2 separate regions of the Homo sapiens genome follow, and region 2 is linked to region 1. Evidence: chromatin loops called from intact Hi-C (ENCODE). Cell type or tissue: endothelial cell of umbilical vein. All regions are shown on one strand.

Evidence for each region. A loop is a pair of places that touch in the nucleus more often than their neighbours do. Peaks named below come from ENCODE experiments on the same cell type or tissue, not always from the same donor. Only the 100,000 strongest peaks of a DNase experiment are listed, where the experiment ranks them.
Region 2: it touches region 1 in a loop (5-fold over the local background); 7 of 110 quality-filtered maps call a loop at or near these places.

Annotation. Positions count from the first base shown.
Region 1 is chr18:55,335,904-55,340,903 of GRCh38, reverse strand. The region is part of intron 8 of TCF4 (transcription factor 4); the gene reads left to right. Among named protein-coding and RNA genes, the nearest start is that of TCF4-AS1, 110 kb to the left of the region's middle. In endothelial cell of umbilical vein, no CTCF peak of the experiment used is centred here; DNase peaks (open chromatin) are centred at 1,623 and 2,833; H3K27ac peaks cover 2,925 bases.
Region 2 is chr18:55,094,160-55,099,159 of GRCh38, reverse strand. No RefSeq gene overlaps it. Among named protein-coding and RNA genes, the nearest start is that of LINC03035, 11 kb to the right of the region's middle. In endothelial cell of umbilical vein, a CTCF peak has its summit at 2,694 (motif pointing left); DNase peaks (open chromatin) are centred at 1,229 and 2,679; H3K27ac peaks cover 1,853 bases; H3K27me3 peaks cover 292 bases.

The sequences.
Region 1 (5,000 bases):
ATGTCACTTCCTAGCTACACAGTTATTTGTAAAATAAGTACTCATTGGGGTTTGAATGCATTTATGTAATATCCTTGAATGTTACATACTATTGTTACACATAATAAAAAGCACTGTCATGCTATTATCAGTAACAAGGTAACTACCTTTCATTTGGCATTTGAGAAACAAATCTAACATGGCAGCCTACTTAGGAGTAGTTAGCAGTAGAATAGAAACTAAGACCAGGGTCTCAGCTATGTTCAAAAGAATTTTACCTAACAGAGGTCACTTGCTTTTTCTGAAATTATGTAATATTGCTTTTTTTTTTTTTTTTTTTTGAGATGGGGTCTTGCTCTGTCACCTAGGTTGGAGTACAGTGGTGCAATCATAGTTCACTGCAGTCTCAAACTCCCAGGCTCAAGCGGTCCTCCCACCTCAGGCTCCTGAGTAGCTGGGTACACAGGTTCACAACCACCACACCTGGCTAATTTTTTTCTTTTTTTTTGGTAGAGACAGGGTCTCCCTGTGTTTCCCAGGCTCTGCAAACCCATCTCTATCAAACCAAGACACGTAGTCAGCCCTTTTAATCATTAGACCTAGTGGTCTGCAAAGTTTGTGTTGGAAATACTTTATCTTCTCTCTTTTGAACTGGTACATCGGCTGTGATGCCCGGAGCTGCTTATACTGTGGTTCCCTTGGCCAATAATTTGTTTATGCCTAAATCAGCCTTGCCTCTAAGTGATAAGGAGATACGTGCTTTTTCTTTTGTTTTGTGTCAGTGGTATTCTCTAATAGGCCGGGAACGGGTCTGCCCAAGTGATGCACAGCCCCTTGGTGGGGCTGGCTATAGATCCCCCCGCAAAACTGAAGGTTAGGCCTAAGATATTAGCTTTGCCTGGCAAGATGAAGATGTGTGGACTAGGTAGACCTGTGTGGCAGTCTGTTTCTTTTATAAAGTAAACAGAGTTCAGTTTGTTTAGGACTGCTTAGGTAGATTTCTTACACTGAGCAGGAATATTTGTACAGATGTTTTAAGGTAAAGTCAAAGAATGGCTAGATTGTAGCCTTTGACGCATTATAATGTATCTTTTCTCAGTGCCCCTGTTGAATTCACAAAAGAAAAGGTATTTTTGATCATCGGCTATGAGAAACTTAAAACACTTTTTTTTATATATAAAGGCTGATTTAGTTAACTCTTCTTGCATTTAAAGAAAAAAACATCTGCTGAAAGTAGGGAGGGGGGAGGTGTGAGCGGAAGCGTGGTCTCCACATTCCACAATGAATGTCTTTTCCCAGCCAATTTTAATTTGCAGAAAAACCAGGCACTGAGTTAGATTCCTCGGGAAAAGTCCCTGTTGGCTGATGAGCCCTGAACTTCTTCCGTGTACACCCTGAACAGGGACTGATGCTTCAGTTCACAGAGATAATTTTTCTCTGGAAAGCCGATAGATCCGATTTAGCCACCCCTCATTTGTAGTCATTGCCACCTTGTGGATTACAAAGGATATTGGTTTTCATCAAACTTCCATTTCGATTTGGCTTTTTATGGCAAGTACACGTTGGCAGTGGATTGCCGTGTTCCTCACCAAAAGGATCCTGGTTTGTTCAGCAACACCTCACTTCTCCACTCACAGTTCATTTATGATTCTGATGAGAGTGTTTTTTCAGGAAACACACATTTCACTTTTTGACCTAGGAGCATCTGTTAGAATTTTTTTTTAATACTACTTTGGCATTCTGAAAGTGTTAATGTCTTTCATATCTGTTTAATGCTATTTAGGGATATTTATGATCACCTCTTGGTTACTCAGGGTAAAGTGTGTCGCAATTTTTTTTAAACAGACAGGAAAGCATTCACATGAGGAAACAGATTGCTTTAAACATGTGCTTCCTGTGACAGTAAAAAGAACAAATTAGATTTAACACTGTGTAATGAATGCATAAATGTGTACATTTAAGCTTTTAAAAGCTTTATGTTCAGTTCTGGTCACAACAAAAATTGAGTCACCTGTAAAAATTAAAGATGCCCAGGGTACTCTCAGACTTTTGAAATGCCCAGCAATTGCAGTCCTCACCTGACGATGCCTCGTTGGAATTATAAAAAGCATGATCTATTAGTGCTGGAGAGAACTAGAACATTACAAGGCACATTCAGAGGTTAAACCAGGTTACAGTCAGATTCCGTACATTTAGCAAATAAATCAGAATTTGTTGTGGGGGGGAGAATACTTCACTCTCATCTTCCTCCCTAAGAATCAATGAAAAAATCAATTTTCGGGAACCCCATATATTCCTCTGTCTTTCATGAAAGAAAAAGAAGGAAACCTGATGTTTACTTACTAGCATTTACTACAATTTAATTATATAAGAAAATGACTCTTTTTCTTATGTAATTCAGTTTGTGTTTTGTATGCTGGCAGGGAGTGAATAGAATCTGAGTTAATATTTCCAGTTAGACTAGAGTGTGGAATTGGAGGGCCTGAATCCTCTCCCCGGAAGAAGAGGCACTCATGGCCATTTCTGTCTGAGCCTGCGGATAGTGCCTCTCCGTCCCCTGTGCTTTCAAAGCTAAGGATTTGTGGCACGCTTGCCATCTCTCTGGCCAAGGAGGGCCAGGAGAGAGTCCCTCGGGGGAGGGCACATAGTTTGAGGACATCTGACTCTCTTCTATCACATACTGAGGTACTAATATCAAAACAGACTGCTTGTCGTCGCACGGTGGGGCAGTGCTTTTTTTGGCTGCCGTGGTCGAAATGAAATGGGCAAGCTGTAGTCCGCTTGGCATCAGAATGGGCTAAGGGAAGCAGGGAAATCAGAGTCAGACTGTGAATGCAAGTCACAGCCAATGGTTAACTTCCTTTTTGTGTGTCACTTGGCAGCAGCGAGACTGATGGTGATTTTTTTTTTTAACATGGGTGAGAGTTCAGTGCCCTAGGAAGAGCCGTAGATGCTGTTATTGTGCTTCCTCATACAGTTGACTTGTGTTGATTTCTTGAGGCCAGTACAGCTGTTCCAAGAGCCAGCTCCAGGAGCTTTGTGTGTATGTACATGGCCATCGGACGTCGGATGAAAAAGGTAAACAGATGAGAGGTGATCCATACAAAATCTCACTGCTGATCACTAGGCAGTCTTAGGGGAATCAGGTTCTGGCATAAGGCAATAATACCAAAGAATAATATATAGTGCACTTGAAGGGATACTCCCTTGTATACAGACACCCAAAGATATTTTTAAATTATCACCACTCCGCACCCCTCATCTCACATACAGGATTCAAATCAATTTTGGACTGTCTGGAAAATGTAGGACTAAAATAGCCAGATTGAATTCAGATAAAATTACCTTCTGCTTTTTTGGGAGGTTGTTGCTTTTTGGTTAGCCACATTATTTTCTTTGAAGATTCATTTGGAAGAGAGTTTGGTAGAATTTCTAGCCTCTCTCAAGATTTTCCTCCCATTTCTCTGTTTGCAAAGAGCTGTTCCCCAAAGGCAAAAAGAGCGAGTTGCCATCTTGAGCGAATTGTATGTTTAGTGAACACCAAATGGTCTCAGAGTTACCCTAAATTTTCATTATATCTGGTTGCTTTCAAATACTATTTATTCCCCTCAAAACTCCTAACCATTTATATAAGATATCAGTAAGATGACCAACTTCTGACAACCCAAAAGCAGGGAAGGAAGCTTAGAAATAGAATACCATTTGTCTGGTAATTAGAGTGTATCTCTTAAGAGTTCGAGAGAATTCTGATTAACCTTTCTGTTCCCACATTCTCACGTAAAATTAGCACACCTTTTAAATTATTATCTAGTATTTAAACACATATTTTTGAGTCTTCTTAATGCAACAGGTTCTGGGGACACTAAAAGTGTGTTATAGTTTTCTAAAAAACTTCATTTTTCTTACATTTTAAATGTTCTGTTTGTGCAAAATTTCGAGAATCACCATAAGGGCTTCTTTGCATTTTTAATTTAGTAACTAACATATGAATAAATTTGCATATTAATTAGTTGCAGATTAAATCATGCATACATAATTGCCTCCTTACTGTGTTTAATGTTTGTCAAAATCTCCAGCCTGGTTTGATGGATGTCGTATGAAAGATTACAATTTGATGTACCCTTGGAAGTATTTACACCAATAATGCAAGATTCTTAATAGCAGAATTTTCTAGTTATATACAGTTACTAATAAACATGTAAGATAGGTACATGTCCCTTTGACTAAAATTTTTTTCTTTGCACCAAATCATTTACTATTCATAATCATTAATGCATCTCCTAATTATACAGCATATGTCTGTTAACCCTTTCATTGCTGGCCTTCAAATGGTAGCTTCTTTCTTTTTCTTGCCCCCTAAAGAAAGCAAAATTGTTTGATAATACTCTGAAATTACTCGATTGCCTTTTATTTATTTCTCTCCTAGTATATGGACAAACCTCATTTGCCATTTATTTTAACATACAATAGATAATTATATGATCATTTTGTATTTTCTAGTTAAAGATCATAAAATGACCCACGTGCACATGGTTAGTAGCTGATGGGCTTTTGCCTTTCTTTTACCAATGCTGAAAAAAATTGAAATATTTCAGATACTTCATATAGTAGTAAAAAAAAATGTATACACAGACATACTCTCTATTTAGGAGGGTAATTGTAGAATAAGTAAAAGTATTAAAATTATATTTAAATTCATTTTGAATATTGAAATGCATTTAATGTATCATGATCAAACATAGGATGGAAATGTGATTTTTTTTATTAGAATTGAGATCTCTGAAGTAGAAACTGACAAGAGAATAGATGCTCTTGATTTGACATAATTTTAAAATGCCAATAAATGTTTTCTCAAATTTCTTCAGGTATTTAATTTTTTAAGTTTTATCTTACTCATATAAAAAGTAGACCAACTGGCTTTTTTTTTTCCTTTTTACTATTTTGATGTCTAAGCTGCTTATCACACTGTATTACCCTGCATTAATGAGTATTCCTACTGTGCAAAATTCTATCAAAAATGA
Region 2 (5,000 bases), 240 kb after region 1:
AGACTGTATGACCTGCAAAGCCTAAAATATTTACTATCTTCCCCTTTACAGAAAATGTTTGCCAACCCTGTTCTAGACGTAAGTACCATATAAGCAAAAATAACATTAATCTTGTCTGCTATTGAATTCTTAGCTGTCATAACCCCAGGATTTAGCCCAAAGTAGATCTTCAATAAATATTTGTTGAATAAAGACAAATCTCACAATTTTATCCAGCACAGTGTTGTCTGTATGTTACAGCCAAGTAGAATGTCTAACGTTAACACAATTAAATTTTTAAAAAATCCATAATATTTTGTATTTGTTTCTGAGAATTGACCAATGGAAGGATGTCCATATGTTATTCTTAGCCTTTATACAGTATTTCTCATCCTGAAATTTAAAAAGAATGATTTCCAGTTCAATTAAACCCAGAAACCTCATTAGCAAGATGATAATGAGTTCATGTGACCTGTCCCCAGATCAGACCAACATTGACCAGTTTTACTAGAATTATTGGTTTTTGTGTAGACTCAGTAGCACATCCTGGTCCAGGTCAAATTTAAAAAATAATTTGGGAGTGCAGTGGCTCACACTTGCAGTCCCAGCTACTAGGGAGGCTGAAGTGGGAGGGCCACTTGAGTCCAGGAGTTCAAGACGAGCCTCGACGACCTAGGGAGATCCTTGTCTCTTAAAATAAATAATAATAATTTGGGATTCCCAGAGAGTTTCTCAGTGAAAATGTCAAACCTAACCAGATTAACCACTATTCCATAAGGACAAGAAGGAACTAAGATTTCCCATGCAAGTGAGTGACTAAAATTAAATTAACAAAATTAAGAGATAGACAGCAAGAAGCATGTTTGTGCTGCTTACTCTGAGTACTTGGACATCTCCTTTGTATTCACTCTAGGAGGCCCAGCTTACACCTGCCTCTAGCAGGGCTTATGGATTTTATTACCTCTCCAAATATGAAAAAATATAGACTTAGTTTGCAGACTCTTGACTTCCTCTGGGAGAGGGCTCAACATCAAAGCAACTATTTCTACAAACATTTAAAGCATCTTTTCTCTTCCTGCCTTCCTTCCCTGACTGCTTTGCTTTTGGAAACACTAAACACACCCAGTTTTCCAGGCTCCGATGGCTCAACAATACTACTTTTCCTTAGCAAGGAGCACATTACTGCCATGATTTATGGCTGGTGAGTAATTAGGAGCCTGTTGCTATGGTCTGGGGTTGAGATCAAAAGAACCATGTGTCAAAGTGAAGGGAGGGGTGACTGGAGCCCAGGCAGAAGGGTGGTGGTGTTTGTTTGTAATCCTAACCAGAGAGAAGCTGGGCCATCGCTTAATTGGGAAAAGGCTCAGCGTCTGAAGAAAGCTATGAAAGCGGAGCCTGTTCTAGAAAAAGAATCCGTGTGTTTTGCAAATCAACAATATTTAGTGATAGGTGAATCTCCAGGGGGCCTGGAGGCTGGACGGTTTGAATTAGTACTCAAAGGTTTGGAGAAAAAAAATGTGAAATGTATGAATACTGAGTATAAAAAAATTGCCCAAATTGGTTCGCTTATGAGATTTCTGGTATTTCCTTCTCTGGTCAAGAGGAAATGCCAAGGGAAGTACTGCAATATTTCAGTACTTCTGTATCTGCAATCCAATTTCCCAACGAATATCGATTCTCTCTTTCTCTTTATCCCTCCTCCTTCCTGGCCATGGAGGAGGACTTTGGCGGCAGAGATATGGAGCACATGGGTGGGTCCAAGCGTGGCTGGATGGAGGTTCATGGAGCTGGTTGGGGGTGGGGTAGGCAGGGGGTGAACCAGCTGGGCTCTGAGGGCTCTGGGGTTTCATCTGCTCTATATTTATGACTTTCTATAAATCACAACTGGGGCAATGGGAAAGGCCTTGGACAGAGTATAAGGAAACCAGTTTTCCAGTCCTGGCTTTGTTTCTAACGAGCTGTGTGGCCTTAGGCAAGTCAAGATTTCTGGGTCTCAGTTTCCTTATCTGTCAAATGAGATTGACTGACTTTGATGTACTCTAAGCTCCCATTCAGCTCTCAAATGCTATGGTCAGATTCCCCTACTTCAGCCCTTGAAACTGCAATGGGCACTCCCTTTCTGAGTAGAGGTCCCGTTCCACATTCCTTTTGAGACAGGAACGCTGAACCTGGGTGCAACTGGAAGGCATTTTAAAATGGAATATTCAATTCTGAAAGAGAAGCATTTGGATTCAAACACACACAGAGTGCAGATTGCGTGGACTGAACCGAAAGGACCTTTTTGGTGTTCACAAAGTAAACATAAAGCAACTGCGACCTCATTCACCTTGTGAAACCACAGATATCCAGATGATGCGATTAGGAACAGGGCTGCACAAAGTTAAAGTCCTTTCTCAGTGTTTGGACAAACCGACAGTGCAGTGGAAGGGATGGCTTCAATTTGCAGGGGGATTTTCCAACTCTTACCCACTTTGCCAGATAGAGTTGCAGATGACATTGGAAAAGCTAGGACCCTTTAGAAGATGTGTGTGTGTGTGTGTGTGTGTGTGTGCGTGTGTGTGCGTGTGTGCATGTGAGAGAGAGAGAGAGACAGAGAGACAGACAGAGGGACAGAGAGAGAGAGAAAGCAAGGATGAGCATCATGTGGGCTCAGGCTGCTGGGGCCTTGGCTCTGCCCACATGACCAGTAAACCATGCTGCCATCTAGTGTGGGCTCAGAAACTTCTTGGCGTGCTTAAGAGACATGGATGAGCATAAAGAAATGAAGGCATGAGTACGCAAAAGCTCCCAGGAAGAGGCACCATTAGTGTTAAGTGATGAGACCCCCATGGCCTCCTTTCTCCCTCTGATCACCCCATTTCTAGTTAAACACACACTTGCTTCTCTACGTAGCCTTCTTAGCACTTATGAAAAAAATCCCAAATTCCACATGAAGGCTCTGCCCATTGATAGTCATGCATTCTCCTTTTGAAAAGTAAAAAGTTAACATCAAAGGTCATAAAAAAAGTAAACTATTTGGCAGAAAACCAGGGGAAGAATATACAGATTATCCCTCACTGTGTTCCTCAACAGGAAAAGTGTCAACCTGGAGAAGTTTACTTTGCAAATTATAAAAGGGGATTTTATTTTCAAGTTAGCGAAAGGTGGGTATCTCAGGATTGACGTGACGCCATGAAATTGTACCCCTGAACGTCTCTCTGGAGCACATGCCCTACAGTGGAAAGGTATTCTTGATAAGGCAGATAATGGGTGGAATTATGCTAATCAAGAAAACCTTACAGGGTGAATAATTTAGTAACCCTTTTCTGAGAATAAGTGCCTATTTTAAAGTTCTAAATGACACCATAAATGTAGTCAGGCATAGATTTCCATACTGATATGGGATAATAAACACAGCCGGAGTCTGAAGCACCTTGAGGGACATCCTGCTGTGCTTATTATCCTGTACTTCCCTACTAATCACTGGAGCCTAAACCTTAATCCTCATGGCTTTGTTTACCTAGCACTTTGTCAAGTCCAATACATTTTGGTTCTTTTACCTTTCCCGGAAAGACAGCTGTAAGTATGGAACTTTGTCATTTTTCTCCTCCGCATGGACTTGAGATCTTTTGTTATAGTCTGAAGTCCACATTTTAAAATTTGAATTGCTGCTCCAGAATTTTTAAAAATACGTGATTAGCATCACATGGATGCTGAATAAGTCTTACGTTGCTATCTACAAACTTCACTCAAACACTAACAGTGTTTATGTTTCTAGACATTCTCCCATTGCCACTTTGGCTGACTTCATAGGGAGTAAATAGTGACAAAGCTTTGAAGGAATAAATTTGTTTTACTATAATACTGCTCTATTGTTTTGCATATTTGGGTTTTGCCAAAGATTCATTTCCTCAAAAACTTCCAGTGATAAGAAAAGTTGAAAGTCCACTCTCCCATCTCTATTCTTTTATATCTGCAGTGATTTGTGTCAAAGACACACGCTGATAGACCCTCTTAGCAGAACTCGGGCTGCAAATCTTACTGGTGATCTCACTTACTTAAACCATCTGAGGAAACAGGAGGGCTGGGAGAGAGAAGTCACTGTACAACTCTCTCTGAACAGTGACCAAATGTTCAACCAGATGCATGAGGAATGGGCTAAATGCAAACCTCAACTCAACCCTTCTGGAAGAGGAGTAAAGGTTCTGGTGATACTCAACTATGTGAGTAGTGGGAAGGGAAAGGGGACAGGAAAAAGACCATAGGATGGGACCATGTTTGTTCTGTGCCCACGTCACAATGCTCTTATTATTTCCCATGTGGGAGAGATGTATGCACTGACCACTGACTTTTAAATAGGTTATGGATCCCTAAGCCCTCACACAGGATGTCTTTGAAGGTTCATGTGGAGAAGGATGTCTTCTTCCTGCAGCATTGCAGCAGCTCTCTACAGGGCAGGTTTCAGGTGGTGGACTATGTTAAGTAAATAGGGACAAAGGTGACAAAAACATATCTAACACTATGAATGAAAAGTTGGGAATAAAGACTGAAAGGGTTTGGTGAAGTGCACAGACTTGGAAGTTAGGTGTGTGGGTTTTAACTCCAGATTGACCCCTTCTGAATTGTATAAGTTGTTTAACTATGCTCTGCCTCCATTTGTTCATCTTTAAATGAGTAGGTGTTTTTATGACAATAAAAACCACTACTACTATTATAGAGACAATAATACCTACTTATGGGATTGTTGCAATGATTACACAAATTAACAGGTATAAAGTATATAGAACAATGTCTTGCATGTAGTAATTGGTCAAGACATGTTATGAATTATTATGTCATTGTTAAAGGAAAAATTGGGTCTGGGTACTCTTAGCGTAACAAATAAAAAAGAGACAATGAGCTCAATTTTTGAACATATTCATATCCATGGATCAGTAGATCACCTAAGTTATATACCAATCAGTTTTGCTTTGGACCAAGCAGGAGATTCAGAGGCCCAGGACTGGCTGCATAATTTGCAGGCCCCCATGCACAATAAAAAT